Regions from separate parts of the Homo sapiens genome. Here region 1 is linked to region 2. Evidence: read pairs that join two places in POLR2A ChIA-PET (ENCODE). Cell type or tissue: Panc1. All regions are shown on one strand. Each heading gives the region's core, and the rest is flanking DNA. Links, peaks and the distances in the headings are about the cores only. Region 1 has its middle 36 kb from the start of HOXA1. Region 2 holds the start of HOXA-AS2 (HOXA cluster antisense RNA 2).

Region 1 (15,787 bases), core at 3,066-11,065, 60 kb after region 2:
TTGGCTGCTTCAGAGATTTATATGCTCTGCCGCTTTGCTCACTTGCATATACCCCAATGCTTTTTCCAAGTAATTTTTTTTTGTGTCCAACTGACACCTCCCTGTAAATGAGATGCATCTTTGGTTTGACTTGTTTATCATCACATATCTATAATGCTTTAGAAAGTAGAATGCTTCAGCATTTAGTTTCAGGAAACAGAAATCATTCTAGATCTTCTATGAAGAAAGAGATTTAAATATAGGGAATTAGGTCCTCATAAAATTGGAGTAGTGAGCTCAAGGTTGGGCTTGCAGGAGTGACTCCCAGAATAATACTGATAAACTGGCCTGACATTTTAGCTGCTACTTGATCATGAAGGTGAGGAATCAGGAGGCTGCCATGGAACTGTAGAATATAAGAACTCACCACAGTAGCTTCACAAAGCTAGTGACAGTATGCTGGAACTCTGCTGCAGAAAAACCCAGCATCTCTCCTCCCTAACCATACAGAGAGGGCAGCAGGGTGATTGCCATCATGTCTCTTCCACCTTTCAGATCTCACGTGATTGCATCTTATTGGTAGGTCCTAATTCTAGAACTCTTGCTGCGGGGGAGTATAGGGAAAATATGAATTTAGCGTTCCAGCTTCTGCAGTACTGAAAGGCATTTTGGAAGGTTGTTGGAATGGTGTGGCTAATTTGTCATTTCCATCGAAAGAAGAAGTATGTAACAGTAAAATCTGTAGCCAGTGCAGTGGCTCACGCCTGTAATCCCAGCACTTTGGGAGGCTGAAGCGGGCAGATCACCTGAGGTCGGGAGTTTGAGACCAGCCTGACCAACATGGAGAGACCCCGTCTCTACTAAAAATACAAAATTAGCCAGGCATGGTAGCGTATGCCTATAATCCCAGCTACTTGGGAGGCTGAGGCAGGAGAATCGCTTGAACCTGGGAGGCGGAGGTTGCCATGAGCCAAGATTGCACCATTGCACTCTAGCCTGGGCAACCAGAGTGAAACTCTGTCTTCAAAAAAAAAAAAAAGGAAATCTGTGGGTTCTCTTCCTCTTCCTATGACCTTTGATTTTCATTTAGATGAGTACATTTTTTCACTAAAGTAGTAAAAGTTTAAAAATGGCTCTCCAATATTTTTCTACTATTATCTGAAACAGCTTAGCACCTCCATAGCCCTTTCCCAAGTATTGATTGAAGATGTGATAACCAGGGTCTCAGAGGTTCTCCGTCTTCTTCCATCTTCTCTTCCAACCAGTTGCTCCCAATTTCTCCACTGACTCCCATTTATTTCTCTCTTACCCTATGTATAGTCCCCTCATATTATTGCTTTGGTGGGATTGTGTTGCTTGTTCTCAGCTTTCTTTCCAGAAGCTATCTTTGGGATCTTCATAGTTTCTAGACTTAGCAGCCGTAGAGTTTCTTACTCAAATTCCCACCCCTGTTCTTAAAAACCTAGACTGAGTATGTCACCTGGACCCCCAAATATCTAGGAGGATGTCTGACTAGTAACAGTTATGTTACTGAAATGCTCTTAAAATGTTTCATTATAGGCTGGACGCGGCAGCTCACACCTGTAATCCCAGCATTTTCAGAGGCCAAGGAAGGTGGATCACAAGGTCAGGAGATCGAGACCATCCTGGCTAACACGGTGAAACCCCGTCTCTACTAAAAATACAAAAAGTTAGCCAGGCGTGGTGGCGGGTGCCTTTAGTCCCAGCTACTTGGGAGGCTGAGGCAGGAGAATGGCGTGAACCTGGGAGGCAGAGCTTGCAGTGAGCCTAGATTACGCCACTGCACTCTAGCCTGGGCGGCAGAGCGAGACTCCGTCTCAAAAAAAAAAAGTTTCATTACAAAAATTTCAAAAATAACTAGATATGTCAGTTGAGCAAATTAAAACATTTAGGGACTGCATTTATCTTCCGTTGCTGAGCTGCCCTTATCTTGCTAGAATCAGCACTTAGCACAGTCACACAATAGGCATGCAATATTGGTTGAATTAATCACAGAATTTAATGACCATGACGCCACAGTTCCAGAACTCATTCATGTATTTTGATAAGTAAGAATTATGCTTTAAGTTTATGCATCTTGTTTTGGCATGCAAACCTTAGAAAGTGCTATATTATCAAGCTATCTGACTATACAGTGTGGCTTAATTATAAGAGGAAGTGATTAAACTATGGATTAGCCAGCACTCAGGTAATTTATTGGCTCACATAACAGAAAGGACAGGAACAGTCTTCAAGGGCAGCTGGTCAGAGCTCACATGTTGTCTTTAGAACCTATCGTCTTTTCACATCCATTGGCTATATTGCTACTTTCTGCTGTATTTAATTAATTGGCAGGCCATCCATGGTGGCTTCAAGCCCTACAAGAACACATTAACCCAATACCAAATCACATGAGAAAGAGAGTTCACTTCCTGGCAGCACAAACATAGGTTTAAGTCTAAGACCTGAACCTCCCTTAATTCTGATTGGCCTGACTTAGGTCAGGTGCCCATCTATGAAAAAGTCAGTGTCTGGGGGAATGGGATGCTCTGACTTACTCTTGATCTTAAACTCCACCCCCACATCCAAAGGTAGAATCGGCCTCATCATGGACTGAGAATGGGGCTAGGGTGAATCCCCAAATGGAAATCTAGGGATTTTTTTAAATTACGGGAAGCAGTGTAAATCCTGGACAGCAAAAGCAACACATGTCCACCACAAATAGAAAGCAAGCTACCTCTACCAAGAAGATACTGTGTCCGCAGAAACTTAGAAATGAGATATGAAGTCATGAACCATCCTGAAATTTCTGACTGTGTTTTGGTGCCCTGGACCACAGGCACATCTCACTTGGTTGAGTTAGACTTTCGGAGAAAACATTTTAAAAATTTATTATTATTATTATTATTAGAGATAGAATCTTGCTCTGTCACCCAGGCTAGAGTGCAGTGGCACAATCATAGCTCACTGTAGCCTCTGTCCTGGGTCAGGAGATCCTTGCACCTCAGCCTCCCTAGTAGCTGGGACTATAGGCATGTGCCATCATGCCTTGCTAAAAAAGACACCTTTTTTTTCTTCCCTGAGATGGAGTCTTGCTCTGTTGCCCAGGCTGGAGTGCAGTGGCGTGATCTCGGCTCACTGCAACCTCCACCTCCTAGGTTCAAGTGATTCTCCTGCCTCAGCCTCCTGAGTAAGCTGGGATTACAGGTGCACGCCACCACGCCTGGCTAATTTTTGTATTTTTAATAGATACAGGGTTTCACCATGTAGGGCAGGCTGGTTTCGAACCCTGACCTCAGGTGATCCGCCTGCCTCAGTCTCCCAAAGTGCTGGGATTACAGGCGTGAGCCACGACACCCAGTGAACCCTTTTTTTTTTTTAAAGGAAACAGCAAAGCTGAGAGCCAACATGCAAGCTTTAAGGACATGAGTCTAGAATTAAACTAAGATACACTAAGATGGAATACACCCTGCAGTTCTCAAGAATGATTCAGGACTCTAGGCACTGTTTGTCCAGATTTCTGTTTTTAATTTAAAATTGTTATTGCAATAAAGTAACACTCAAAAAGAAAAAATCCAAACATACACAAATGTTAGAGAAGTAGTACAATGAACTGCCATCTACTCACCACACAAATGAAATTACTGTCTAGACTTTGTCATTTTCTTCATCTGTCATCTCCTTTTCCCCCTTTGCTGAAGTATTTTAAAGCAAGTCCCAGATACCATGCCATTTTACCCCTACATACCACAGTATCAACTTTTTTTTTAAAGAAAAAATGGCCTTGTTTTGTTAGTTATTTAATACAGCTAGAAAGGATTCAGCTACAAATCCAAATATGCTGGGGTATCAGAAGCTTAAACTCATTTTTCCTAAAACCCTAGAAGCCAAATACACCTTTGACCCAGTATCAGGCCTAGAGAGCATTCACAATACAGCAGTATTACAGTATTCCACACAGTAAGAAAGGAATTAAAAGGGTAAGTTTGTTCTATGCCTGAATGGACAGAACTTTGGCTGGCTTCCTGTTGAAGCAGTTTAGACATTTTGAAAACTGCTGCAGCTGCCAGTTTTGTGGATCTGATTGTCTTTAACGGTTGTCTTTTTTTTTTTTGAAATTAATGTTTTCTCTCTTGGGATTTCAACATGATTGTTTTCTGGAAACGGAATTCCTTAGAAAACTACTTATAAATTGCATGTGAAGCTCAAAATTTATTTTAATGTTTTAAAATGCTATCTTGAGTTTCAATACAGGCAACCCAGTCAGTCTGGTTAGCTTGAGCTAATTTCTTTCTTTCTTTCTTTCTTTTTTTTTTTTTTTTGAAACGGAGTCTCACTCTGTCCCCCAGGCTGTAGTGCAATGGTGCGATCTTGGCTCACCGCAACCTCCGCCTCCCGGGTTCAAGCGAGTCTCCTGTCTCAGCCTCCCAAGTAGCTGGGATTACAGGTCCGTGCCACCACGCTGGGCTAATTTTTGTACTTTTAGTGGAGACGGGGTTTCACTATGTTGGTCAGGCTGGTCTCGAACTCCTGAGCTCGTGATCCGCCCGCCTCAGCCTCCCAAAGTGCTGGGATTATAGGCATGAGCCACCATGCCCAGCCCAGCCTGCATCAATTTCTTATGTACGGATTGATATGCTGGGATAACCAGGTTCCAAGATAAACTGGTGATTGGAATTTTTACACTAAAAATTTCAATTAGGACGGTTGTTAGACAGATTATAAATCAAAGTTTAGACCTGTGGCTTAACAGTATCTTTTTTTTTTTTTTAGAAGGAGTTTCACTCTTGTTGCCCAAGCTGGAGTGCAATGGTGCGATTTCGGCTCACTGCAACTTCCACTTCCAGGGTTCAAGTGATTCTCCTGCCTCAGCCTCCCGAGTAGCTGGGATTACAGGTGGCTGCCACCATGCCCGACAAATTTTTTGTATTTTTAGTAGAGATGAGATTTCACTACGTTGGCCAGGCTGGCCTCGAACTCCTGACTTCAGGTTATCCGCCTGCCTTGGCCTCCCAAAGTGCTGGGATTACAGGCGGGAGCCGCTGCACCTGCCCAACAGTATCTTTTTAAGTAAAATATCTGGCATAGTTTCTACCAAGTTGTCAGTGAGCCTTCCACTCCCCCGCAGCCTATAATTCAAAAGGTCCCATTGAGGTTTTGATCTCTAGCAGCATGTCTATCGTGATCAGCATGTCCACTGATGTTGAAACAAGGCAGGGTGGAAAGAGCAGCTGGAAATAGCTATTGATGTATTCATTTGATAAATATTTTTGGAGCTTTTGTTACATGCCAAGTGCTGCCAAGTTCTGTGGGTAACTTAAAGTGGAAATGACAAGAACCCTGGTTACAAGATGCTTACCATCTACTGGAGATAAGCCCTTACACTAAGTAGAATATGAAGTGCCATAAGAGGAAAATGGGAATTCTGAAAAGGAGAAAATTTGTTACTCCCAGATTCTGGGATCTGGGAGGCTGCATGGGGTTGAAATAAGCTGAGGAATATATACTGGATTTGGATATGCAGAAATATGCAGGAAAGAACATAAAGGCCTTGCAATTATTATGAAGCATTGCATTGTTTTTTTTTTGTTGTTGTTGTTGTTGTTTTTAAAGACAGAGTCTCGCTCTGTCACGCAGGCTGGAGTGCAGTGGCTCGATTCCAGCTCACTGAAACCTCTGCCTCCCAGGTTCAAGCGATTCTCCTACCTCAGCCTCCTGAGTAGCTGGGACTACAGGCGTGTGCCACCATGCCCAGGTAATTTTTGTATTTTTAGTAGAGACAAGGTTTCACCATGTTGGCCAAGCTGGTCTCGAACCCCTGACCTCAAGTGATCTGCCTGCCTCAGCCTCCCAAAGTGCTGGGATTACAGGTGTGAGCCACCACACCTGGCCTGCATTGCATTTTTTAGGGAAGAGCCATAGGGAGGCTGGTGCCTGAACAAGTGATATTGTTGTTTGTCAGCTTGCCTATGTCTTCTTCTTCTCCTTTTTTTTTTTTTTTTTTTTTTTTTTTTTGAGACAGGGTCTCATTCTGTCACCCAGGCTGGAGTATAGTGGCATGATCATGGTTACTTCAGCCTCTACCTCCTAGGCTCAAGTGATCCTCCCACCTCAGCCTCCTGAGTAGCTGGGGCTATAAACGTGTGCCACTCCTGGCTAGTATTTTTTGTATTTTTCTTTGTAGAGACAGGATTTTGCCATGTTGCCCAGGCTGGTCTCAAACTCCTGGGCTCCAGCAGTCTTCCTGCCTCAGCCTCCCAAAGTGCTGGGATTACAGGTGTGAGCTACTGCACCTGGCTGTCAACTTATGTCTTATATAATACATATGTATCATGTATAAGTTATCTCTAAGTTATGTCTTACTAGTTGTAAAAGGGACAAAAGAAATGACATGACAATAGCCAGGCATGGTAGCACATGCCTGTAGTCAGAGCCACTTGGGAGGCTGAGGTGGGAGCATCCCTTGAGTTTGAGGCTGCAGTGTGCTATGATTATGCCACTGCACTGGGTGACAGAGCGAGACCCTGTCCCTAAATGTTAAAAAATGGGCTGGGCTTAGTGGCTCACGCCTACCAGCACTTTGGGAGGCTGAGGTGGGTGGATCACTTGAGGTCAGGAGTTCGAGACCAGCCTGACCAAACTGGTGAAACCCCATCTCTAGTAAAAATATAAAAATTAGCCAGGCATGGTGGTGCACGCTTGTAACCCCAGCTACTCAGGAGGCTGAGGCAGGAGAACTACTTGAACCTGGGAGGTGGAGTTCTGCAGTGAGCCAAGATCATGCTGCTGCACTCCAGCCTGGGCGATAGAGGAGACTCCATCTCAAACAAAAGTAAACAAAACCAAAAAAAAAAAAAAAAAACCAACAAAGAAACAAAAAGACAAAAAAAGTAATAAAAAGAAATTACATGGTGAATATTCTTTTATTTATTTAAATTTACACATGGTAATTGTACATATTTATGGGGTGTATGTGATGTTTCAGTACATACAATGTATAGTGATCAGATCAGGGCAATTAGCATTCCATCATATCAAACATTTATTATTTCTTCTTGTTGGGACATTTCACATCTTCTCTTCTAGCTATTTGAAAATACATACGATTGCGAATTATAGTCATCTTAAGGTGCTATAGAACACTAGAACTTATCCTCCTATCTAGCTGTAATTTTGTAGCCTTTAAGGAGTCTCTCCTTATCCTTTTCTTCCCCATGCTCTTTCCAGTCTCCAGTAACCTCTGTTCTACTTATTATTTCTAGGAGATCTTTTTTTTTTTTTTTTAAAGCTTTTCTACATATGAGTGAGAAAATGTGGTGTTTAACTTTCTGTTTCTGGCTGATTTCACTTAACGTAATTTTCCTTCAGTTCCATTCATGTTGCTGTGAATGACGGGATTCCATATTTTCCTTATCCATTCATCTGTTGTTGGACATTTAGGTTGATTCTATATCTTGGCAATTTTGAATAGTGCTGCAGTAAACATGGAGTGTAGATATCTCTTCAATATACTGATTTCCTTTCCTTTGGATAAACGCCCAGTAGTGGAATTGCTGGATCACTTGGTCGTTCTACTGGTAATTTTTTGAGGAACCTCCATACTGTTCTCCATAGTAGCTGTACTAGTTTACATTTCCACCAACAATGTATGAGTTCCTTTTTCTCTGCATTCTCACCTGCATTTGTTATTTTTTGTCTTTTTGATAACAGCCATCCTAACTGGGGTGAGATAATATTTCATTGTAGTTTTGATCTTCATTTCATTGATGATTAGTGACGTTGGGCATTTTTTTCATGTATTTGTTAACCATTTGTATATCTTCTTTTGAGAAATGTCTATTCAGATTGTTTGCCCATCTTTAAATTGGATTCTTTGTTTTATTTTGTTTTTCTGTTGAGATGTTTGATTTTCCTGCATATTCTGGCTATTAATCTCCCTGCAGGATGAATAGTTGGCAAATATTTTCCCCCATTCTGTAGGTTGTCTTTTCACTCTCTTGGTTGTTTCTTTTGCTGTACAGGAGCTTTTTAGTTTGATATAATCTCATCTGTTTATTTTTGCTTTTGTTGCCTGTGTTTTTAAAGTCATATTCATAAAATCTTTTCCCAGACCAATGTCCTGAAGTGTGTCCCTTATGTTTTCTTCTAGCAATTTTATGCTTTGGGTCTTTAAGCCATTTTGAGTTGAGTTTTGTATAAGGTGAGACGTGAAAGTCTAGTTTCATTCTTTTGCGTGTGAACATCCAGTTTTCCCAGCACCATTTATTGAAGACACTGTCCTTTCCTCGGTGATTGTTCTTGGCATACATGGTAAATAGTTTGATGCTACATCTAATCAGTATTCTGTGAATCTGTTGAAAGCTTTGCTTCCATAAATCCCCTAAGATTTTGAAATGAATAGAAACAAGATATTATTTCCACCAGTATTTAATGTGAACTAGCTTTAGTTTGTAAACTTTGAATCCCCTCCCTATATGTAAAATGCACAAAAAGTATAAGTAGAAGGGGACAAGATATAATAAACAGTGCTAATTAATTTCTGTTTTACCTCTTAAGTCTTTCTAGAATCTGCTTGCTTTTTCTCACGTTCATTGCCACTATTCTACTTTAGGTGGGTAGCTAGCTCTCATTTGCGACTCCCTGTCTTGAGCCCTGATATCTTTCACTCCATTCTCCATCCTGCAGAGTGAAATTTCTAAAATACCAAATCTAATAGTTTCTCGTTTTAGAATGCTTGTTCAATGGCATTGCATTGCTCTTAAGATTTGAATTCTATTACATGATTTGCAAAGTTCTCTATAATCATTTTATCAGGGTTGATGTGTGTGATCGAAGAGTATCTAAATATAATGCAAGCCACTCAAAAAAGTCAGTTAAATGTTATGGTATGAGTAGTAGGCAGTAATAGATACCACATGATAATACATTTACTCCATCTTGTTTGATACTTTTCTTATCCTGTTTCTTACATGAGCCGTTAGCTGAAGCTTACTTTACGGAATAGATGGATTCTTTAAATATTCTCTATAAAGTGAATTTCTGTATTTTAAGTCTTTTCCACACTAAATTTCATTATATATAGAATTAGAAATTGATCCTTCTGTAAGGACTGTTGACCTTTTAAGATAAAAAAATTGAAACTTTCTAGCATATATTGAAAGGAAATGAAAATATGATATACTAATTTAACTCGTTTTAATATATAAACATATATTTAATATATGAATTTAAATAAAGATTATTTCTATTTCTAATCTAATGAAATAAAGGTTAAACTAAAAAGATGTCAGTAACTTTATTAAATATAATACAGCAGAATGAATAATCTTCATACTTTATCAACATCCAAGTCCCAATAATTTTCAGCAGGATAGCATGTGATTTTCATATCTTGCTGAAAATTATTGAGACTTGTTCTTTAGTACCTTTAGAAATTGTTGACCTTGGCTGGGCACAGTGGTTCACACTTGTAATCCCAGCACTTTGGGAGGCCAAGGCAGGTGGATCATAAGGTCAGGAGATCGAGACCATCCCGGCTAACACAGGGAAACCCTGTCTCTACTAAAAATACAAATATATATATATATATTAGCTGGGCATGGTGGCAGGCAGCTGTAGTCCCACCTACTCGGGAGGCTGAGACAGGAGAATGACGTGAACCCAGGAGGCGAAGCTTGCAGTGAGCCGAGAACACGCCACTGCACTCCAGCCTGGGTGACAGAATGAGACTCCATCTCAAAAAAAAGAAATTGTTGACTTTGGGAAACATAAGTTGATCTTGGTAGATGATGTAAAATCGACATTGACTTTAACAAATGGCACAGAACATTTATTGGCACATATTCAAAGAGAAATAGGGTGATCAGAGAGTAATATCATACATATGTTACTAAAAGGTCAGGGTGTTCTTGAACTTTTCAGTAGTCTATCATTCATTCATTTAAATGCTTATTCACATTAATTCAGAAATAATTACTGAGGCCCTGTGTGGTCATTCACATCTGCAATCCTAGCACTTTGGAAGGGCCAGGAGGGAGGATCACTTGAGCTCAGGAGTTTGAGAACATCTTGGGCAACATGGCAAAAACTCATCTCTACCAAAACAACAACAATAACAACAACAACAACAAAAATTAGCCAGGTGTGGTGGTGCATGCCTGTGGTCCCAGCTACTTGGGAGGCTGAGATGAGAGGATTGCTGGAGCCCAGGAGTTCAAGACCAGCCTGGGCAACATTGATACAAAAAATTTAAAAATTAACTGGACATGGTGGCACGTGCCTGTAGTCTCAGCTACCTGGGAGGCTGAGGTGAGAGGATTACTTGAGACCTGGAGATCAAGGCTGCAGTGAGCCATGATTGCACCACTGTACTCGGGCCTGTGTGACAGAGCAAGCCCTGTCTCAGAAAAAAAAAAAAAGTGATTTCCACATTTTATCAATGATTCTCCGTTCTGACTCTCTTAGAATTTGCAATCTAGTGTGGAGGTGGTTGGGAACAGACAATAAATAAGTAGATAATAAATAAGAAAGTTAATATCTGGTAGAGGTAAGTTCCATGAAGGAAATAAGACAGTAGGAGGTGAGAGAGACCATAAAGGGAGTGGTTATTTTTACATAGGCTGGTCAGGAAAGGACTTTTCTAAGTACAGAGTAAAGACTTCTGTGATGAAAATGAGCCAGAGAGGGCGGGCACAGTGGCTCATGCTTGTAATCCCAGCACTTTGGGAGGCCGAGGCAGGCGGATCATGAGGTCAGGAGTTCAAGACCAGCCTGGCCAACACAGTGAAACCCTGTCTCTACTAAAATACAAAAATTAGCTGGGCATGGTGGCAGGCACCTGTAATCCCAGCTACTCAGGATGCTGAGGCAGGAAAATAGCTTGAACCCGGGAGGTGGAGGTTGCAGTGAGCTGAGATCATGCCACTGCACCCCAGCCTGGGTGACAGAGCCAGACTCTGTCTCAAAAAAAAAAAAAAAAAAGAGCCAGAGAAATAAAGGACTGGGAGAAGTGTTTCTTGTAGAGGGGATGATAAATGCAAAGGCCTAGAGGTAGGAATAAATTTGGCATGTTTGCAAGACACTCAGGGGGCAGTGGGGAGGTATAAGGTGGACAGGCTGGGGAAAGATCACAGTGGGCCATTAGGCCATGGTATGGAGTTTGGATTTTTATTTTATTTTGTTATTTTATTTATTTATTTATGTTTTTTGAGTTGGAGATTCACTCTTGTTGCCCAGGCTGGAGTGCAATGGCGCGATCTCAGCTCACTGCATCCTCTGCTTCCCAGGTTCAAGTGATTCTTCTGCCTCAGCCTCCCAAGTAGCTGGGATTACAGGCTCCTGCTACCATGCCTGGCTAATTTTTGTATTTTTAGTAGAGATGGAGTTTTGTCATGTTGGCCCGGCTGGTCTTGAACTCCTGACATCAGGTGATCCGCCTGCCTCAGCCTCCCAAAGTGCTGGGATTACAGGCGTGAGCCACCTCACCCGGCTTTTATTGTTTTATTTTTTTGAGACAGGATCTTGCTCTGTCACCCAGGCTGAAGTGCGGTGGCGCGATTACAGCTCATTGCACCCTCGACTTCCCAGGCTCAAGCAATCCTCCCAAAGTGCTGGGATTACAGGTGTGAGCCAACTTGCTTGGCCTGGGTTTTTATTTTTAATGAAATTATTGGGTACCTGCTATGGTTTACCAGAAATACAGAGAAATAATACAGAGAAATAATGTCAAGTCAATGTGATAAATTTGGAAATAACTGATTTCTACCTATTATCAGTAGTTCTCAGTTTTGGCTGCAAAGTAGAGAAAGTTAGGAACTATACATTTCTGGGTGCCATCACCAAAATTTCTGATTTTAATTGAGTCGGGCTGGGGTCAGGCCTCCGTATGTTTAAGAAGCTGCATGGGGATGGTAATGCCATCGAAGTTGCTAACTGCTGAGGACAAAAGCTTGATTCCAGGGGCAGATGGTAGTTTCCAGACAGGTTCACTCAAGGAACCACAAATGCAGCACCCTGAAAAGTTTATTTGAAGATCAAGGCTGGAACCAGACAGCACATGCAACGTCTACAAGTTAATGTTTATAAAAATGTATTCAAGTCCAGGCGCGGTGGCTCATGCCTGTAATCCCAGCACTTTGGGAGGCTGAGGCGGGTGGATCACCTGAGGTCAGGAGTTTGAGACCAGCCTGACCCACTTGGAGAAACCCCGCCTCTACTAAAAATACAAAATTAGCCGGGCGTGGTGGTGCATCCCTGTAATCCCAGCTACTCAGGAGGCTGAGTTAGGAGAATCGCTTGAACCCGGGAGGCAGAGGTTGCGGTGAGCCGAGATTGCGCCATTGCACTCTAGCCTGGGCAACAAGAGTGAAACTCCGTCTCAAAAAAAAAAGTATTCAAAAGATAATCACAGAGGTGGGGATGGTTGTGGTGGCTCATGCCTATAATCCCAACACTTTTTGGGAGGCCCGGGGTGGGAGGATTGTTTGATGCCAGGAGCTCAAGACCAGCCTGGACAGCAAAGTGAGACCCTGTCTTTCAAAAAAAAAAAATTAGCCGGGCATGGTGGTGTGTACCTGTAGTCTCAGCTACTGTGGAGACTGGGACAAGAAGATCTCTTAAACCCAGGAGTTCCAGGCTGCAGTGAGCTATGATCACACCACTGCATTCCAGCCTGGGTGACAGAGTGAGATCCTGTCTCTAAAAATAAATCAATAAAATATTAAATAACTATATTAATGAAAATTTAGAGGCAACACTTCAAGAATGACTCTTTAGGCTGGGTGCGGTGGCTCATGGCTGTAATCCCAGCACTTTGTGAGGCTGAGGCAGATGCTTGAGTCCAGGAGTTCGAGACCAGCCTGGCCAACATGGTGAAACCCCATCTTTACTAAAAATACAAAAATTAGCCCGGCTTGGTGGAGGGTGCCTGTAGTCCCAGCTGTTGCAGGAGGCTGAGGCACAAGAATTACTTGAACCCAGAAAGCAGAGGTTGCAGTAAGTCGAGATAGCACCACTGTACTCCAGCCTGGAGGACAGAGTGAGACTGTCTCAAAAAAAAAAAAAAAAAAAAAAAGAGAATGACTTTTTAACCTTAGATTTTGACAATAGAATTTAACAGAATATACTTAATGTATTGAGTTGATTCTGATATCTCAGTTCAGTACAAACACACTAACCTTATTAGTTTTACAATCTCTGTGTTATATAGGTATGTGTATGTGTTTGGGAATAGTTTGGACCATTTAAACTTATATCCTGCTCATTCTGTTTGTATTTCATATTTTCTCTATTAAATCACTCTATTCAATAGTTTCTCCTATGCAATAGTTTATCCTACTTATTTTTATTTTTTGCTTTTTCCAAGACAGGGTCTCGTTCTGTCACCCAGGCTGGAGAGCAGTGGTGCGACCACACCTCCTGGGCTCAATGGGTTCTCCCACCTCAGCCTCCTGAGTAGCTGGGACTATAGGCTTGCACCACCACATCAGGCTAATTTTTTTGTTTTTGCCATGTTGCCCAGGTTGGTCTTGAACTCCTGAGCTCAATTGATCCGCTCATCTCAGCTTCCCAAAGTGCTGGGATTACAGGCATGAGACACCACGCCCAGCCAAGTTTCTTCTTTTTATATTAAAACTTTTAAAAAAATATTTTACTAAATTACCTTTTCTAAAGTCAATTAAGAAGATGTCAACAAATAAGACCATCTAATCTATTATTACATTGTACTACTCCAGTCTTATTCCATACTCAGAGACCATTTCAACTGCCTATAGAATTAAATGTATACTTTTCTCTCTATGGCCTTTAGGACAATAGTTTCTAAACTTTTGGATTTCATGTACTTGTAATATTGTAAAATAAAGTTAGGAAACTCATATATGTTTGCAAATATTTTATTTTCCTAAGTAAGGCCACTAACGAAAACAGATACCATCTAACAGAATTATCATTCCACTTAAACAGTGTTAACTCAAAAAAGTAAGGACTCACTGCTTTAATATTTCTTCAGTTCTAAAATTCTATTTTAAATGCTGATTGTATAGAAGTGATAGTTGCCTCTCCACATTCCTCTATAGTAATTGCTACCATATTTAGCAGAGTGCTAAATACATAGGTAGTGCCCACAAAATATTTTGAAACTGATATTCTAGTTGTTTTAGACTCACATGATATTGGATAGGTAGCAGTAGCTATTCAATAAAGGTTTATAGAAATGGTCAGTGAATAAATGAATGAATGTTCATTGTAAGTATATCCAGAGAGCTTGGACACTGATTCCCAGCACTTTGACCAGGTAGATACCATTACCAAAGCATGAAGATTGGATTCTTCTCTATATCTGTCTCTGTGTTGCTGTAAATAAAACAGCCACATTCAATGGAAATACGAATTTTGATTACAAATGGTTGTGTTTCTGCTATTAGCTCATTTTATATAGATAATTTTTAGTAAGTACAGAGATTTTCCAATTAAATTTTTATTCTTGTACTTGAATGTGAACTGACTGGTAAATTTGTAAGCAGTTTTGATATTTTTCATCTATTCCATTCTTTCCCCTAAGTACAATAATCTTTTCTTTTTCCAACACTTTGCCATTAAAAAGTTGATTTAAAAAGGTAACTTCTTAGGGAAATGATCCATGTGTTTAAATGTTTCCCGGTTGTGCTTTGATTTACAGGCTGCATGTTTCTATTGATTGTTACATTGGACACAAGTGACTTAGCTCATTATTCTTTTATTGAAAGCTATAGCAATTAAAAGCAAGAAATTGCAAATGGACCTAGGTCTCAGTCCAATTAAAAAAAAATTGTAACAGTAGTACCAGCTTACTGAGAATATTTTTGTTTGTTTGTTTGGAGACAGGGTCTTGCTTTGCCGCTCAGGCCAGAGTGCAGTGACATGATCATAGCTCACTGTGAGACAGCCAAGTATAAAGTGGTCCACGGAGAACTTTTGACTGGCCTGTGCACCCAGAGAATGGGGTAGAGCCCTGGGATGTTCGTGCCCTTTGCATGGGGGAGGAGTCTGGCCTCTGCTATTCCTGTGTGGTAACCTGGGATTCAGTCTGTGAGGCAGGAAGCCAGCCAGCAGGACTCTTGCTTTTCTGAGAGTCCCTGTTTCCTTTTTTTTTCCTTTTCACCCAATAAATCCTGCCTTTCTCACCCTTCAAAGTGTCTGAGAACCTAATCTTTCCTGGTTGTGTGACAAGAACCCTAAGGAGAAAGTCCTATGACAACTGCAACTTGAACTCCAGGGCTCAAAGGATCATCCCAACTCAGCCTCCTGAGTAGCTGGGATTATAGGCACCAGTCACTGTGCCCATACTTAAAAAACAAAACAAAACAGTCTGTGCAATATGGTGAAACTCATCTCTACAAAAAATACAAAAAATTAGCCAGGCGTGATGGCAGGGTGTCTGTAGCCCCAGCTACTCAAGAGGCTGAGGTGGGAGGATTGCTTGAGCCTGGGAGGTGGCAGTTGCAATGAGCAAAGATTGTGCCACTGCACTTCAGCCTGAGTGACAGAGTGAGACCCTGTCTCAAAAAAACAAAAACAAAAATAAGATCAATCTACGTTCACTTTTAGGTATTTGCTTTTTAAAAAATTTGCTTATATCTGAATACCTTCATGCCTTCCATTTTCTAAAAAAAGTAAAATTTATTTGCTTTCAGTTCCCAACCCATTTTCTGTCATTATAAAAATACTACATTCTCATTAAATGTAAATATAAAATGTTTGGAAAATGTTTGGAAAGTACTGAAAAGTAAGTGTGAAGAACTAGAAAAAATTCACCCACGGTCTCCTCAAA
Region 2 (15,787 bases), core at 3,314-11,313:
GAATAAACTCCATTTAAAAAACATTAAAAATCTAAGATTCATGTGTTTTCTAAGCTTTTCATTAAGAAAACAAAAGTCCTCTGGATTGAGATACTTGACCTTGCATGTAAAAACCTTGTAGATAGCTTGAGCTGGATTCACTTGGATTCTGACGGCTCACATAATTTGTGTGTGAGAGTGTGTGTATGTATGTTCAACTTGAGCTGAACTCTTGTCAAGCTTGGCCTACTGTGGAAAAGTTCCAAAGAGTAGGAAGGCTCTTGAGCTCTGAGAGGGCTCCTCTTCTTCCCAAACTTGGCCAGGCTTTCAGGCTTCAAGTCTCTGTAAGGCATAGAAACGTGTCCTTCCCTGCAATGAAAGTTGAAACCATGCAGTGCTGTGGGCCCAGGAGTTTCTGCAGCTGTTCTACACACTGAACTCTGAGCACACTTGGAAAGAAGTGGTCTCTTTGGTATTTGGTATTTGTTGCACCTTCACACTTAATCTGCCTGTTTCCCAGGAGATAAAAAATAGTTTGTGCAAAGGGTTGAGATTAGTTTTTGTTTCCTGGCTGTTCTTAAGGTCCTCTTCACTAACTACAGACTGGGAATTTTTGTTTGTTTGCTTGTTTGTTTCTCTTTTTTGAAGAAAGAGCTTTCAAATAAACTGAATTTTACAAGTACACTCTCCAATGTCTCTTCTGAGGAAAAAGCATAATATACCCCTAAAGTTCACCCCATGCAAAGTAGACCTGGGAGAGTTTACTGCTGGAAAATAGCCAAACTGGGTCACTTTCCTCAAATGCTTTGTGAATTTTCTGCTCGATTCCAGAGATCTAGATCCAAAAGGCTGAAAATCAAAACCCACTTCTCGATCTCTATAACCCTAGTATTTGTTTACTGATTTAGATTTGATGCTTACTGCAGGGAGTTCCCTACAATAAGACCACAAAAACCTGTGCACACTAGCCCCAGAATATTAGAACTGTCACCTGGCCTTGAAAAAGTGCAACTTTTAAGTAATGTAGTAATTTTAGCATAGATGGGAGTAAGTGCTCACCTGCCTCTGCAATATCAGAGAATTTTTAAACACATTTCTCTCATTAGTGGCAAAACCCTTTAGCCAGTGTCAGAGCTGGTACCCCTTTCACCCCTGCTGCCCTGTGTGTGATACAAACAAGGGTGATCCGTTCTATACCTACAAATCAGATTTGAGAGGAAAGTGATAGATACCAGTCTCTGAAGAGCCAAGAAAATTCGGGAGCAATCAAATACACACTTACCTTCCCAAATCAGGATAAACCTGGCATAAAGTGCATTTTATAAGGTGTGAACGGGTGCCAGGGATTTCTGGAGGCAATGCAACTGCTGCTGAAACTTATTAACCCTCCCCCTACTACACACACTTGTAAAACAAAATTAAATCACGCTGAAAATAGCAATTTTCCCAGGAATCATTAATCACCTCAAACAATAAATACTTCTTTGTAATTCAACAGCAATTCTGAAAGGCATTCTCTGGGAAAAGTCTGTGGAGGAGAGAGGGATCTTCTTGCAAATAATGTGGTCTCAGGCAAGGACACAGCATCTTGGCTGTCTGCTAAAAAAAAAAAATGCCTAGACTCTCAGTGGAAATTGAGTGTCAAGCTGCAAAATCTCAAATGGCAGACTATCATCATTTAAGGTAAATTCTTATATTTCTCCTTTGTGGGAAAAGAGGGGTATGGGAATATTCATTAGCTTCATGCTGCAGGCAGTTGTATGAGGATGAAAGGGGTGACTTTCTTTCACTTGCACTTATAAGTCCATCCAGAAAGGGAAGAGAGAGGATTGAGATCATTTTTCTGATATTCCAGGACAAGATGGCATTTTTGTCCCAACTGTATTGATTATTAAGGTATTGGTGAGTTTTACAAAACCCAGATTATAGAAAATGATCCAAATGATTGCCATTTCTTAAGTGTTGTTTTGCCTGCTTCAAATTGGCCTTTAAGGGAGCTTGTTATAAGAGATTAGAAAATCCCACTTTGTGCTTCAAAATCATGCATTGTCTGCCCTTTGCTAGGGCAACCATAAGAGTTCACCGAGAGGACAAATTTTCTATCTCATTAATTGTTTTTTTTTTTTAAGCAAACCCTACTGGCCCCTCAAATCCTTGACCTTTAAAGACAGTATTTTGTGTAAGCTCTATAATTTTACCAAAATGAGCCTTACACATACTCTCCTTTTCTCTCTTTCTCCCTCCCTCCAATACACACTCATCTGCTTTAGTCACAGAGCCAAGTTGTGCATGACTCCGGAGACAAAAGTTTTGTCAACATCTGAAATCGACCTAAATCGGATAGGAGACACTTTAATGGTCACAGTTTGAATTAAGTACTTAACACTCTCCCCCTTGAAGAAAAATGGCACTTTGCAGGCTTCCTTCCCTAGTTTTGCTGAAATCTATGATATACCCGGTGTTTTATTACAGCAGGAATTCAACTGTGACAGGCATAGTAGAGTACTTAATACCCAGGATGGAGCCATGGGAAGATTACCTAGATAGATGGGGGAGGAGGGAAGTCCCTTCGCATAGCATCTCTGACTTCATACCCAGTTGTCCCAGCGGGCCCCATTCCCCTATATCTCAGCCTCCTCCCTATGGGGTGGGGTGGGGTGGATATCACCATCTTTCCTCTGTCCCCCTGTTCCCCTAAGCTTCCAAACTCTGCTCTCCTCACTGTTGCCTTCCCTCTAGCAGTTCCCACATAGAAACAGATCAATGACTCTTTAGAATGAAAGAGAAGAAAAACCCAAAGAATCAATGTAGCAAAAAAGCCTGGGGCTTCCCCTCTGAATGAGTGGGTTCTGTGCAGGCAGTAGGCTGCCCTTGGCACTCCCCTGGTCTCTGCATCCCTAAACACAGTCTTGTATAGCAGAACACAGGCTCACCTTTCTCAACTGCTGCTGTGTTGCCCCTTCCCTATATTATACACTGTCCCAAGAATAATTCTGCTTCGTGTTCCAAAGAAACACATGGGCTGGAAACAATAGGAGGAAGAGACGTGTGTTCTGTTCCCTTGATGGTATGAGGGAGGCTGCTGTGGCTGTCTTGAAACCCTCTAGGCTGCAACTTACAGAACTCTGGCACCTCTTCTGAAGACTCCAAAATCACGGGGCAACCCCTTCCCTTTCAAGCCAGCCCTACTTTCTCTGGGATTGTTTCCTGGGGCTGAAAGAGATTCCCAGATTGAAAGACTGTCCAAAGTGAAGGAGACCTGGAGGCCATTTTGGTTCAATCTTCTTAATTTACAGATGAGAAAACTGAGGCAGCCGAATGATCCTCCCTCCACCGTTCCTTAAGTTAATGAGTACGAGGGTGGAATGCAACCTTTAGTCTCACTCTAGAGAGCAATAAGAGCACAGACATCTTTCCTCTTAGGAAGATATTCTGCCAGGAATGGAGGTATGCATCTAAGCTTACACTTGACCTGGACGGTCACAGGTGTGTACAGCCAGAGAAGAAGGATGGGTTCTTGCCTCATGGGCCATCAAAGCTGCTTGGGGAGATTTTGTAACCAAGCCACCCTAGTCATAGAGCTCAGACAGGTGGACTGGCCACTGGGCTCAGGAGGGGACAGATGTCAGGGCATCTCGGAGAGCAGTGGACTCCCCACTATCCACAACGGTCATAATCCCAGGATGACTAATTCTGTCATGCTTGCCCTGCTATTTCCATGGTGGTGGCTTGCCTCAGACCAGGGCAAGGATGAATGTGCCCCGGAGGCCGGCAGAGCCAAAAAAAGGACCCTGGTTGCAGCTGATAAAGGTGTAGCGCCTGTGCAAGGGAGATATTGAAATTGTAATCTTTGAGGTCACGTGACTCATTAAATAATTAATGCAGATCGTCAGGAATGGATCGGAGTCGTCAGGGCCTCACTAGGAATGAATCTCTCAGAAGTGAGATTCCAACTTACCATTTGATTTTTAAAAACACACACCCTCAGATTTATCTCCAAAGGCTTTTAACTCCTTCAGGAAGGCAGGAGAGAGCCCTCGGCAGGGAGGACGGAGCTGGCAGGCCCTCACCAGATCTTGGGGCCTTTTCCGCAGGGTTTCTGCGAGTCCAGGGAGCGCGCCGCGTCCGGGGAAACGTGAGTTCGGGCTTGGGTTTTCTGCGGTCACATCCTGGCTTTGGTGATGAAGTGGGACGGATGCGCAGACAGTTGGTAATGTTCTGATTCACGCTGGGGAAGGCTGCAGAGATACCACAGGACGGGCGCGCGGCTTTGTTCAATTTTCCCGGCGTTCATAAATCACCCGCGCCGGGCGAGCGAGGGAGCAAGCGAGCGCCAAAAACGCGGAGAGAGAGGCCACGGCGGCGGCGGCAGCCATTGTAAAGTGAGAGACCTGGGCAGCATCTCTCTGTGACTCATTAGTCTGAACGATTTATGGGGTACAGCAGCCATGAATATTAGACTTGGAGATAAGGAAACAGCAAAAATAATAACCATAATAATTACATACTCCTAAGTGTCACGCAGGGGAGTGGTGGGTGGCGGCATAGCGGATCTTTCTGGAATGAAATTGAGAGGCAAAGTGCAGGATGGCTGAGTCCACCTTGCTCATGGTCATGCCAGGAGCCCCAAGACCAGGGGGCACTCCCTTTGGGGACACAGAAAGCAAGTTTGAACAAGAGAAAGGGGGCGCAGCGCGCAGCGTGGATCCTGGGTCCTTTTCCTTTGGTTTGTGGGGGCTACGGGTCGAACTGTGGCAGAGCGCAGCTACCGGTGTGCGGCCACTTGTTCCACGTGCTAGGGGGCTCCGAAGCCAGGGGTCAGGGGACTCCTCAGCTATTTGATATCCCCTCTTAGCGCTATCTACAGAATTGCGTGAAGGCAGACAGACAGCGGAGGGCTGGTTTGGGGCAGGCTGGGGTAAGAGGTTACCTGGGTCTGAGTGAAGGGGTAGTCGGGGCAGGGATAGGTCTGTAGACGCAAAGGGCCCGCAGAGTCCCAGCGGAGCGCAGAACTTCTCCAAGCCAGGGTCCGGCGAGCGGACGATTCTTTCCTCTTTCCCCATCATCTCCCACTCCCAGAAAGCTGACTGCCGGCTCGGTGACCATTTGCTGGTTAGAGGGCAAGAGAGGGTTGCAAATACTGTGAGGGACGAGATTTGAGCAGAATCAAGGCATCAGATCGGCTTGTGGCCGTTGCGCAAGGCCAGGCAGGAGCAGGGCCCCTGAGCAGGTATTGTACCAGCCGGCGTCCCTCTCAGTTTCCAGCAGCCTTAGCTGGCCTGCTCTGAGGGACTAGGTGCTGCGGTAGCCCCGCCAGCCCACTAGGACCTAAAAGGAACGCACCCAGAGTTGAATAAACCAGAACACAAATCCTCCCAAGACTGCCTCTGGCCAGTGGAATGAACCCGGGTCTGATTTCGCGCCTACAGAAATGAACACATATTAGTGAGGTTTCAGGAGAGTCCGTGATTGAATGCTCCCAGACAAGGCTTCCTTTTGTTAGGAAAGGAAAATAAAGCAAGCATTCACATTCTCCAAGTTGTGGTGCCTGAGGAGAGAGCTCTCTGAAAGCAGCCCACACCACCAGCAAAGCCACTTCCACCTTCTCAGCTTCCTCTGTTTGCTTCATGTCCTTTCCTTCCCCACTCCCCCGCCAAAAAAAAGAAAGAAAAAGGAGAAAGTATGGGTGTGGAGATGGAGTATGTATTTATTTTACAAAAATAAATCACCATCTTCGGACCATTTGTAGACTGGAACATTTCGAGCAATGAGTGCGCCACACGGACGAGTGCCCTGGTGACTCCCTGATGTTCGCGTCACCCCCAGGGCCACCTTGGCGCCCGCATGAGCCTCGCTTCCCACTCCCGGCCTCCAACTCCCTTCCCTCGCAGCCGCCATTCACCTTCTGCTGTTTATTTGTCTGCAGAGCGCCTGGACACCGGAAAAGGCGATTCCCTGAGCGCCTGGAGTTGGAGACAATTCCTGGTTCAGAATTTAAACATCTTTCTAGGTAAGCGCTGCTCCAAAACTCTTCGCCGCGTGGGACTTTGCACCAGGGCGGTTGGGAGGAGTTGGCCCTCCACGGTTCCTGGCAACCGCGGCCTGTTGAAAGAGGTTCTGGTCAATATTTAACTTCGGAGGAGTTTGGAGTTGGATTCCTTTAAGCTTCTTGCCCTGCGAGTGCGGGGCCTCAGGCAGACAAAGAGCCTACCCCAAAACCAGCGATGGGCAGGAGAAGCGGTTGCAGAAGGCAAAGATGGGTTGTGGAGAGTCAGAGGGAGTGTGTTTGTTTCTTCCTGCAAGCCCCAAACAAACCACTACACTGAACTTCAGGGCAAAAGCAAGTAAAGGCCACGGGCACGGGCGCGGCGGCCGCTGCGTGGGCTGCTCTCTTTGTCGACTAAGGCGACTGCGGAGGCTGTGAGTTAAGAAATTGTCGCCAGTCCCAGCTCGCTGTTGAGGAAAACTTGTATCACACTCTTGCAGTTTCTTAGACCATTTTGCCTTTCCTTCGGCATGAGAAAAATTGCTGTATTTCTAACCTTTAGGCCTTCGCAGACAGCGGGTCTTCTTCCTTCTTTCATCAGGGCTCATCATCGGTTCTTCCTACGGGAAAAGCGTGGTTTTCTATGTCTTGGCGTTTCCTTTTCCTATTTGAAACAAGGGAAAACTCTTTTAAATTATTTTCAAGTTCTGACTTAATTTGTCCTCTTAGTTTGGGATGCAGGGAGGTAATTACTGTGGTTTATTACCTTGTAAAAGATCCATAAATTACATGCCTGTTTGGGGGAGGGGCTGCTGGAATAGCTTTCAGAAGCATGGTATGAAGGAATGAGTTTGCTTTGTTCTTTCAGGAATTACTTCTTTTTAAAAAGTTTTGAGATTTTGTATTCTATTTCCTAGGCCTCCAGTCTTCCCTTAAATTTGCTCCCAAATAGATATCAGGTTGTTAATTAATTGCAACATGATATTCAGTCGTGCTATAAGGCTGATATGGTGTTCTGGATACAATTATTTTTTCCAATAGAAGGTAAACAGAGCAATAGTCAAGCTGTGTTACTTTCTCAGCTACTGTATGTCTGTTTATATCAAATATAGATGGAACATTTCAGGAATTTGTAACTCTGTGTATATGATTTCCATCTCAGCAAACAACAGAACAATTGCATGTATAAATAGTTGCAGGAATTTGGGGCCTTGTGTATAACACAATATACACATCCACACGTGTCCAGAGAACTTGGCCCATTTCTCTACTGCACTTGCACCCACAGGAAATATCTCATGTTAAATAAGAATCTATCATACACACACACACACACACACACACACACACACACACACACACGCACACAGTGGGCTAAGAGAGCCTTACCTGATGCTGAGTAGAAAATCCACTAGATTTAAGTAATGGGACAAAAATGTTAAGTGTACTTTTGACAGAGAAATCAGATTGCAGTGTTTGAGTACAGATATATCTAATCTGCCAACAGCCTTGCAAATATTGGCTAACGGTGTGTACCCTTGGTTGCCTGCTTTTTCCAAGCCAGCTTTCCCCCTATTTTGGCTCTGGTGACCAGGACCACAGTATCAGTCCCAGCGCAGGCCAAGTTGGAGGCCGGTGAAGTGAGTGAAGAGGGACTGGCAGCTGGGTTTTTAAAAGGCCCGTAGCTTTGCTCCAGGAAACTGGATTGCAGAGTGGCAAAGGAGGACTGTCAGCTGCTGGTTCCCCAGATAGGCTGCCCAGGCCAAGATCTCTCATAGAGAAGCTGTTTTTTAACCTCAAAAGTTAAATGTCTTTTGACTTTTCAGATTTTTCCCTTCTCATCCCACCAAATCACCCATCCCACCCCAAGTCATTAATGTTAATTGTTAAACAGCAGTTGGAGCATTAACTGGATGTTAGCAGCCGTTTGGAGGCCCCAGGCTGGAGCTGAGATGCCTCTGAGCTTTGCTGGCGTTAAGGCATTTCTCTGAAGCAGTACCAATGACTTATTTCATTGATTTATGGCTTTTTTTTTTTTTTTTTTTTGACAGAGTCGCGCTCTGTCCCAGGCTGGAGTGCAGTGGTACGATCTCAGCTCACTGCAACCTCTGCCTTCTGGTTTCAAGTGATTTTCCCACCTCAGCCTCCCGACTAGCTGGGATTACAGGCATGCACCACCATGCCTGGCTAATTTTTGTATTTTTAGTACAGACGGGGTTGCACCATGTTGTTCAGGCTGGTCTCGAACTGCTGACCTCATGATCCACCCACCTCGGCCTCCCAAAGTGCTGGGATTACAGGCATGAGCCACCGCACCCGGACAATTTATGGCTTTAAGAGTTTTCATTTGCTCGACTGTTCCAAGAGCTTTGAAGGGGGCCCCTTCTCATCTTTGAGTTGATGCCTCTTCAGAAACTTGGGGGTAGGGAGGAATTTGCCAGCAATACCTCCAGGTCCCTTTCTAGGGTATCTGGAGAGCTCAGTGTGAATGATTGGTGAGGGGTATGAGGCAGGCAGCAGTAAGAATGAGAGGAGTGAGTTCTTGGGGGTCAGGAGAACGCTTTTTGGAAACCAGCTTCTACTCCTGTCCTCTATCCCCCAAACCTGAGAGAGGCAGGTTTTCACTTGGAGTTCTTACTTTCCAGCTTGTAACTTAGATAGGAGCTGGAAAAGTTCACATGGAGGTTCTCTTCCAGCTACACCACAGATTGAACCTTACTGAAATATTGTCACCAGCTTAGGCCAGGACTTGCTTCCAGGGGATTAGGTCTCTTCTTTTATTGCCTTTCTGATTTGGACAACCCATGAACAAGTTCTCTTATGAAAGGCCTTACATTTTCATCAGACCCCTTCTGTTCCTCTGCAGGGGAGGAGTGAAGGGGAGGAATCATGCACAGCCTCCTGCAGCTGCTATAAGTGAGTCCTCACACTCAGGCATAGCCAGCTGAAGACCCATTCTCCAGGAAAAAAAGAATATGGCCTGAGGATCTCACTAGCCTCAGAGCACTCTCAGAAGTTCAGAAACTAAGACCAGAAAAGAGAAGATTTTTAGACAGCTCATGAAACGGTACAATGTTGAAATTAGTGGGCAATGTCATCAGGCAGAAGGCAGGAGTAGGGGTGGAACCAAGGGTGGGAGCAGCTTATTTGTTTCAGTTAGGTTCTTCCTGAGCACAGTTGGTTCTCTACTGGTTTTCTGCTCAAGATTATTTTGAGAGTTCTGAAGGGGGCTCTTTCTCATCTTTGAGTTGATATCTCTATAGGAACTTGTGTGGGGGTGGGGAGAGAATTTGCTGGTGGACACAGAATTGTCTTGGAAAAGTGGGTGGACAGACCTGCCTGTGGAGAGGGTCCCAGATTGCCTTGTTAACTTAAGGCACTCCAGTGAAGGTTGATTCTTTTTCTTTTTTTTCTTATTTTTTTTGGGGGGGGGGGTCTCTTGCAGAGCAATTAGATCATTTCCTCTGATATTTTTTATGTTTAGAAACTTATAATTCCATGTATCACTCAGTTGTGCACTGAGGAAATGCTTAAGTGCAAGTTTAGTCAGGGCACTAGGTTTCTCTAGATTTTGCAAAACCCGGACCCACCACTCTATAGCCAAGCACATCTTTCCTAGTGGGCTCCCACTGAACAAAACCAACTGGACTTGGAGGAGATGCTTTAACCTTTTGTCAGGTAATTATGTGCCTTTTTGGTGTTTCTTGCGTCTGTAGTGTATGGTGTGGGTGTTAGCAAACTCCATACAATGGCAGGCTGTGAGGAAGTCCGCTGTCCAGGCCAGTTATTTCTGGGCCTGCCCCTTGCCTTTTGATATACTGGCCTGTGGGCCAGAGGAGACTGGGGTGCATGGGTGTGCAGGATCCAGCTTGTCCGTGGGTGGGAGGCTGTAAGGAAAGTTAAATGGATTCTAAAAATGTGAATAGCATTGCTGTAACCCTTGTGTTTGGAGGGTGTGTAAAGAAATATAAGTGGAGATAAGCTTGTATGTCTTATATGGCATTCATGGGAGGATGGCTCCAAGCATCCTATTGCTTAGACAGAACTCTTAAACTCAAAACTGCTGGTCAAGGTTCCCCACCTACCCTCCCCCAAAGCTAAATATTCTGTTTGGAAACCTAGTTCCTTCAGTGGTTCCCTATTTCAAATAAAAGGATTTAAGTTGACGTATGACCACGTGAGCACATAATACAGCGCATTATTGTGGCATTTGGAGCGGAGACCCAGACAGGCTTCGCCTGTGATTACGTTTTCTAGATTCTCTACAGAGCCAGAGCTTTCCCCCAACCCCCACGCACCCACCTCCTCCTTCTCCTTCCCCTTCTCCGGAGAGCGCTCTCTGAGCCGATTGCAGTTTTCAGCACTCATGGAGCGGTTCTGGGCGAGCTAGCCGATGGAAGTCGAGGCTATACCAGGAGGATGGAATTTATTTTAAGGTATTTCCGCCGATTGTTCATATCTAGAGTGAGTTATGGCTGTGAGAGACAAAGGTCAGGCGAGGAGACCCTGGCTCATGGACAGGACCCTCAGCCTCTCTCTTCCTTTGTTTCTCTTTTAGAACCGAAACCATTTGAAAGATTCCCAGTAGCGCCTCAGACTCTGAATTTAATTCCCTGGAAAGTGTTGGGGGTGTAAAGGAGGGGGCACTAGGGGGGCTCCTAGGTGGGCCCAGTGGCCCCCAGTGCAAGGGTGGCTTTGTCCACTGCAGCAGGGCAGGGCTGGAGTCTCAGGAGCTGATCCCCAGGCGGAAAGAGGGTCCAGAAGCCAGGTGCAGGCAGAGGTGGACCGGCTTGCAGGGCTAGATTGCCTGGGAGGGGTGGGGGATGGGTGGGTGAGAAGGGGAATCTCTCCCAGGATGGCGGTGTTTTCAGGCAGGGGATGGAGGATTAGGGGCTGACCTGAGCAGCCGGAGCAGCTGGAAGAGGGAAATCGATGAGGGAAATGTGCAGATGCGCTGCCATTTTATTGATGATGCTTCCAGGCACTTTGTTTAGTGCCAGATTGCAGAGCATGCTTCCCCACAAGCCGGACCCAAGAAGCCAGACCCAAGGATCTGAACCGGAGGGCCCGCCATTGTTTCCCTGAGCACCCTCTGCCCCAGAGGGTTGAAGAAAGACAGCTCAGACCTAGGAGAGCCTTGGGGTGGGGTGAGCATGCTGGATGCCCAGGGGCTCCTTATTCTAACATTCGGGAGACAGAGGAAGGAGGGAGCCAGGATTAGGTTTGGACTTCATCAGTGCGCCTGGTCTGGGCATTCCTTGTGTACCCCCAGCTGGCTTGGAGAGTTCCAGAACTGGCCAGTGGGCCCTGGGTTGGAGGGAAGTCCAGAGACAAGAGTCCTCAGGAAGCAGAGGCAGACATCTCTCCAGCTTCAGAGCCTCCAAAACAGAGCTGTAGCCAGGGTGGAGGCAGATGAAAGTTAAACTGCATGTTTCCAGATTATTGGGAAAGCCCCAGCTAATTGGGCTTTGGGGACCCCACACTCCTGGGAAGGGTGGGAACTCCCTGGAAAGGTGCAGGAAACTCTATTATGCTCCTTGCAGTAGGGAAAGGGATGCTTATAAGGAGTCAGAGGTCGGATGTGCCCCTTTCACTTCTTAAAATATAGATTATTTCTTTCTGTACGTGAAAAAAAAATCAAATCAGGCATCCCCTACTTGAGTGGGATTTACTACCCCAGAACGAAAGGGCCCTTCTGCCCTCCCCAGTGCCGGCCTCGGCAGTAACCAAGTGTTTAACTGAGGCCCTTTCAAGTGCTCTAAAACACCCCTTGGAAATAAAATGTAAGCTTTAATTGCTGTTCAATTACTTGTCAGCATTTCATATGATTTATGACCTAGTTCTGGCGCATTTTTGACCCAGTTAAAGACTCATAAATAATATAGTTTTGCTAGAAAGAATGAGAGAGGGAATAGAGGTTTGTTAGAGGCATCTTTTTATTGTTGCTTCAGTGCCAGCAAGCTGAATAAATATCTAAGGATGGACTCTGGTTCTACATAAAAGCATGCACAGTGAGAAGCCAAGAGCCACATTTATAGAGCTCAGATTGGTTTTTCCTCCCATGAAAGTGCTAAAGTGAGTCCATTACGTATAATGCTAAACTATTAGATATCAAAAAAGGCTAGTCCCCTTCTACCTCGAAATGCCAGCTTCACCCTCACAGGCAAGTACATTTCCTCAATAATTTTCCTCTCTATTCTGTGATTTTGGTGCCTCTTCTTACCCACGATATTCCTCACCTTCCTCCCCGGCTGCACAGCCTTGGAACCGCCAGAGGCCCTCTCAGACGCCTTCAGGAGGACACCCCTTGAATGGTAGAAAGACACCACGGGCACCTTTGCTGCTCCAAGTATTCTTCTAGTGCTGAGAAAATCTTTTCTTCTAGTCCCCCTGGATGAGAGATCGGGAGCCACGGGGATTTGGGGGAATTGGTGGAACCAAGGGGTCCTCTCAGTAAAGAAAAGCTCTGCGGTTTTGGGGGAGCCGGGTGAACTGCTGTGGGATTTGTCTAGAAAGGGCGCAGCGGCGGCGGCTGGTAATTTCTGGAGGTGGAAATCAACAATCGGCATTTTCGCTTAAAAAACAAAACACCAATAGCAAACCAACAAATAAAAACCTTCCGCCAGCATAAATTATTATTTTAAAATAATCTCGCCTACGCTTGCTCCAAAGCCAGTCCTTTGGATTTAAGCAGAGCGGCTTGAGGCTGGGGCACCGACCATCTGCATGCCAGGACGCTGGACCTTCATCTTGAGGTCGGAGCCCCACTTCTGCCCGCTGAGGCCCGCGGCCCAGGAGCCACGTATCGGGGCGGATAGAGGCCCTGGCCGGAACGAAGCTCCCGCCCCAGATCTCCCTGGGCTCCCACGGCTCCTCAGGTCTGGTCCCCGCGTTTTGCCCGGCAGGGTCTTGGCGCCAGTGGAAAGGTATGCTTTCAGGGCGCCCCAGCCCTTGCTCGGGAGCCCTCGGTCCCCTTGGCCCAGAGAATCCCTTCCCCTGGCAGGTTCTTACGGAGAGCTGGCCTTCCCGGCAGCTGGCTTAGCTGAGAAGGCGGTGAGAGTCGCGTCAGCAGTTTGGAGGAGAAAGTGCGGGTTGATTATTGACCCACGCCTTCTTTCTTCAAATGCCACATCCGACCGGGCGGGTTTGAAGAGAAAATGCCGCCGAACGGATTTTTGCGGCTGGCTCTCACCTCCTACGCGGCCAGCTCCCCCTTTCAAGTTGCTCTGCAATATGCCATAAGGAGCAAGTGTTTGCTGTTTTGTGCTCTGTTTACAGCTTTGGGGCGCCGAGTCATAAATCTTGCCCAGCCATAAATGACAAAAACCATTGGTATGCATGAGGCCACCCTGGCCCGGAGTGCTTTTTGATTTCTCCCTTTTCCCCTGGCTTTGTTTTTGCTCTAAGGTGACACTTTGGCTCCTTGACAGTTTAAACATACTACTTATATTTTTAACACCTTCCTTTGAGAAGGACCCGCCGTTGACGCCTTGGGATTGCAGCAAAAGAGAGAAATCTCCATTTCTCTTTTTGCCACACTCGTACCCTTGCAGAGTTTGCTTCTGAAGCTGGGAGCAAAGGAGGCTTTAGGAGGAAAATCATCCACTTTCAAGTTGTGGCAATATTACCAGGCAAATTCGGACCTTTCTTTTGCCCAGCTCAGCGTTACTCCATCCCACTAATGAGGAAAATATGTATATACATATATATAATATATATTATATATATAATATATATTATATATATAATATATATTATATATATATGTATGTTTTAGGAATCCGTTTGAGAAACCACATATTCCTCTGCCCTGCGTGTGTGTGTGTGTGTGTGTGTGTATGATGTCGGTTTCTCTTGGGGTCAGAGCTTTCTCTGTCTTCCCTGTGGGTGAGCTGCGTGTCTGCACTCTGAAATGGGCACATGAGCCCTGGAGATCCGCGTTTCTAAACACCCTTGTTTGTACCTGAGCCCAGAGCATCCCATTTCACTGCTGGAACAAGTACCTGTCTCTCCCAGGACATTTTTCTCCTGGCTGCTAGGATGTCAGCAGTTTCTGCCTGAAAATTTAACCAAAGAGAGCCCAGTTGGCTCTTGAGGGTCTCTAGAGAAAAGCCTTATCCCAGCTCCCCACACCCCCACCCAAAGATCTGTTTGGGAGTTGCAGGTGAAGTAAACTGGGCAAAGTCTGGGAAACTCACTTTTCTTGGTTCTCTTTCCCCTCACCCCACAATTGGAAGTGTCCAGGGCAGAGGAATACGAAGTTTCTCAAACGAATTCCTAAGAAATAGAGCCCAGCAAGAGAGCCCCTTTGTGAGAGCCGTTTGTCCTCATTAGCATAATTTTCCTGGACTTTCGTGACGCCTGGGAGCAGGAGAGGGAGGGCGTTGGGGGGTGGGGGGAGGCTGCCCTCCTCCCGCCACCGCCGAGCTCCCCTTCTCCCTCCGGTCCCTCCCCTCGCCTCAGCCCCATCCCCCACACCAGCCCGCGCTTCCCCAGCCGCCTTGGTCTCCCCTCCCGCCCGCCCCAACACCCCCCACCGCACCCCCGGACCAGACGCTGCTCCGCGTGTAATATTCATAAGAAACATACCCAAGTCGGTGCCACTAGCCCAGGCAGAGCCCGGCGCCGCACTAGCGCTTATCTCCGGGCCGCGGCTGCTGCCCTCGGGAAGGGCAGGGGGCGGGGGTGTGGGGGAGGGGTGGGTGGGTGGGGTGGGTGGGAGGGGGGTCCAAGCCGCCCCAGTCGGCCCTGGGCGAGCCGTGCTGGAGCAGCGAGGCGGCCACGCTCTGCGCGGCGGTGACCGGGCCTCGGGGTCTCCAGCCCGCCTGCCATCTCGGCTGATGCTGAGGGTCCGTGCCCATCCCGCGCCGAGGGGACCCGGCCGGGCCGCCAAGCCAGGCCGGGGGCCAGAGCCCGTGTCGGAGCCTGAGCCCGAGCCTGCGCTCGTCAGAAGTTAAGGTAAGCAGGGCCGCAACCGGCCGCTCCCGGCGCTGAATGGCGGAGTTTACGTCTCGGTGATTTATGGCTGCAGACTTAAATCTCGGTTCAAGAAGAGTTCACAAGCCGGAGCTTCCTTCCCGGCAGTGACTGATACCCTTACACTTCGAGTTCAGGCCGCTTTCCCATCCCCGCCCCCACCTCTTGCCTCTCCCCTAGCCCAGCCTTAACTTTTCTGGGTTGCAGAGGGAAGGAGAGGTGGGCAGGGGACTCGGGGCTCCTATCCGACGAACCCGCTCAGATTTGGGGTGAGGGAAGGCTAAGAAAGAGGAGGGAATGGGAAGAGGGAGCGATGTCTGAAGGACGGAGGTTGAATTTGGGCACATCTTCCAGAGAGACAATAGGGCTTGCTTCTTGCACTCAATTTAGCCTCTTCAACTCTCTTTCGGCTCTTGCACCTGGGGATTATTGTCCAGAAACAGATCTTTGTGGAGGAATCTCCCCTCATCCCCAGCCCTTGCTTGGCGGTACAGAGCAAAGTTTCCTGGCTGGCAAATCTCCAACTTCTTTACTAGGTTGCAAACTTTGGGGGCTGGGTTGGGGTGGGGGGATGTATGAGCTCCAAGGTGGTGGTCTGCTGACCTCGAACAATAGGAAGGATTTTGGTGGGATCCCAGAATCGAATTTATATTTTAAGTTTACGAGGGCTGTTGTATGCTCTTTGATTTTCAAAGATATTTTTGTTATTTTGTAAGACAATGCACAACTTGATAAAAAGGCTTAACTAAGTAGCAGGCTGGTATAACGTGATAATGGATTAGCAAGTCACTAGAAATATTGCATGTGCAAAATCAGCTTAATTTTGTTTTATCTAATATCTTGCTG

The links. ChIA-PET counts read pairs that join two places held together with the same protein. Peaks named below come from ENCODE experiments on the same cell type or tissue, not always from the same donor. Only the 100,000 strongest peaks of a DNase experiment are listed, where the experiment ranks them.
Region 1: POLR2A ChIA-PET joins it to region 2 with 18 read pairs; 4 of 35 experiments call an interaction of 5 or more read pairs at or near these places.

What each region holds. Positions count from the first base shown.
Region 1 is chr7:27,052,569-27,068,355 of GRCh38, reverse strand. No RefSeq gene overlaps it. Among named protein-coding and RNA genes, the nearest start is that of HOXA1, 36 kb to the left of the region's middle. In Panc1, for the core only: no CTCF peak of the experiment used is centred there; no DNase peak of the experiment used is centred there; H3K27ac peaks cover 560 bases.
Region 2 is chr7:27,112,761-27,128,547 of GRCh38, reverse strand. It overlaps HOXA3 (homeobox A3), which reads left to right. Exons shown (of 6, transcript NM_153631.3): 3 at 1,478-1,662; 4 at 5,906-5,989. It overlaps HOXA-AS2 (HOXA cluster antisense RNA 2), which reads right to left and starts at 6,629. Exons shown (of 4, transcript NR_122069.1): 1 at 6,522-6,629; 2 at 5,882-6,081; 3 at 4,910-5,088; 4 at 1-348. HOXA4 (homeobox A4) reads left to right here. Exons shown (of 2, transcript NM_002141.5): 2 at 1-23. RefSeq lists enhancers at 3,680-4,477, 5,277-6,074, 5,653-6,852, 14,935-15,436 and a silencer at 12,817-13,032. In Panc1, for the core only: no CTCF peak of the experiment used is centred there; no DNase peak of the experiment used is centred there; H3K4me3 peaks cover 6,050 bases; H3K27ac peaks cover 8,000 bases.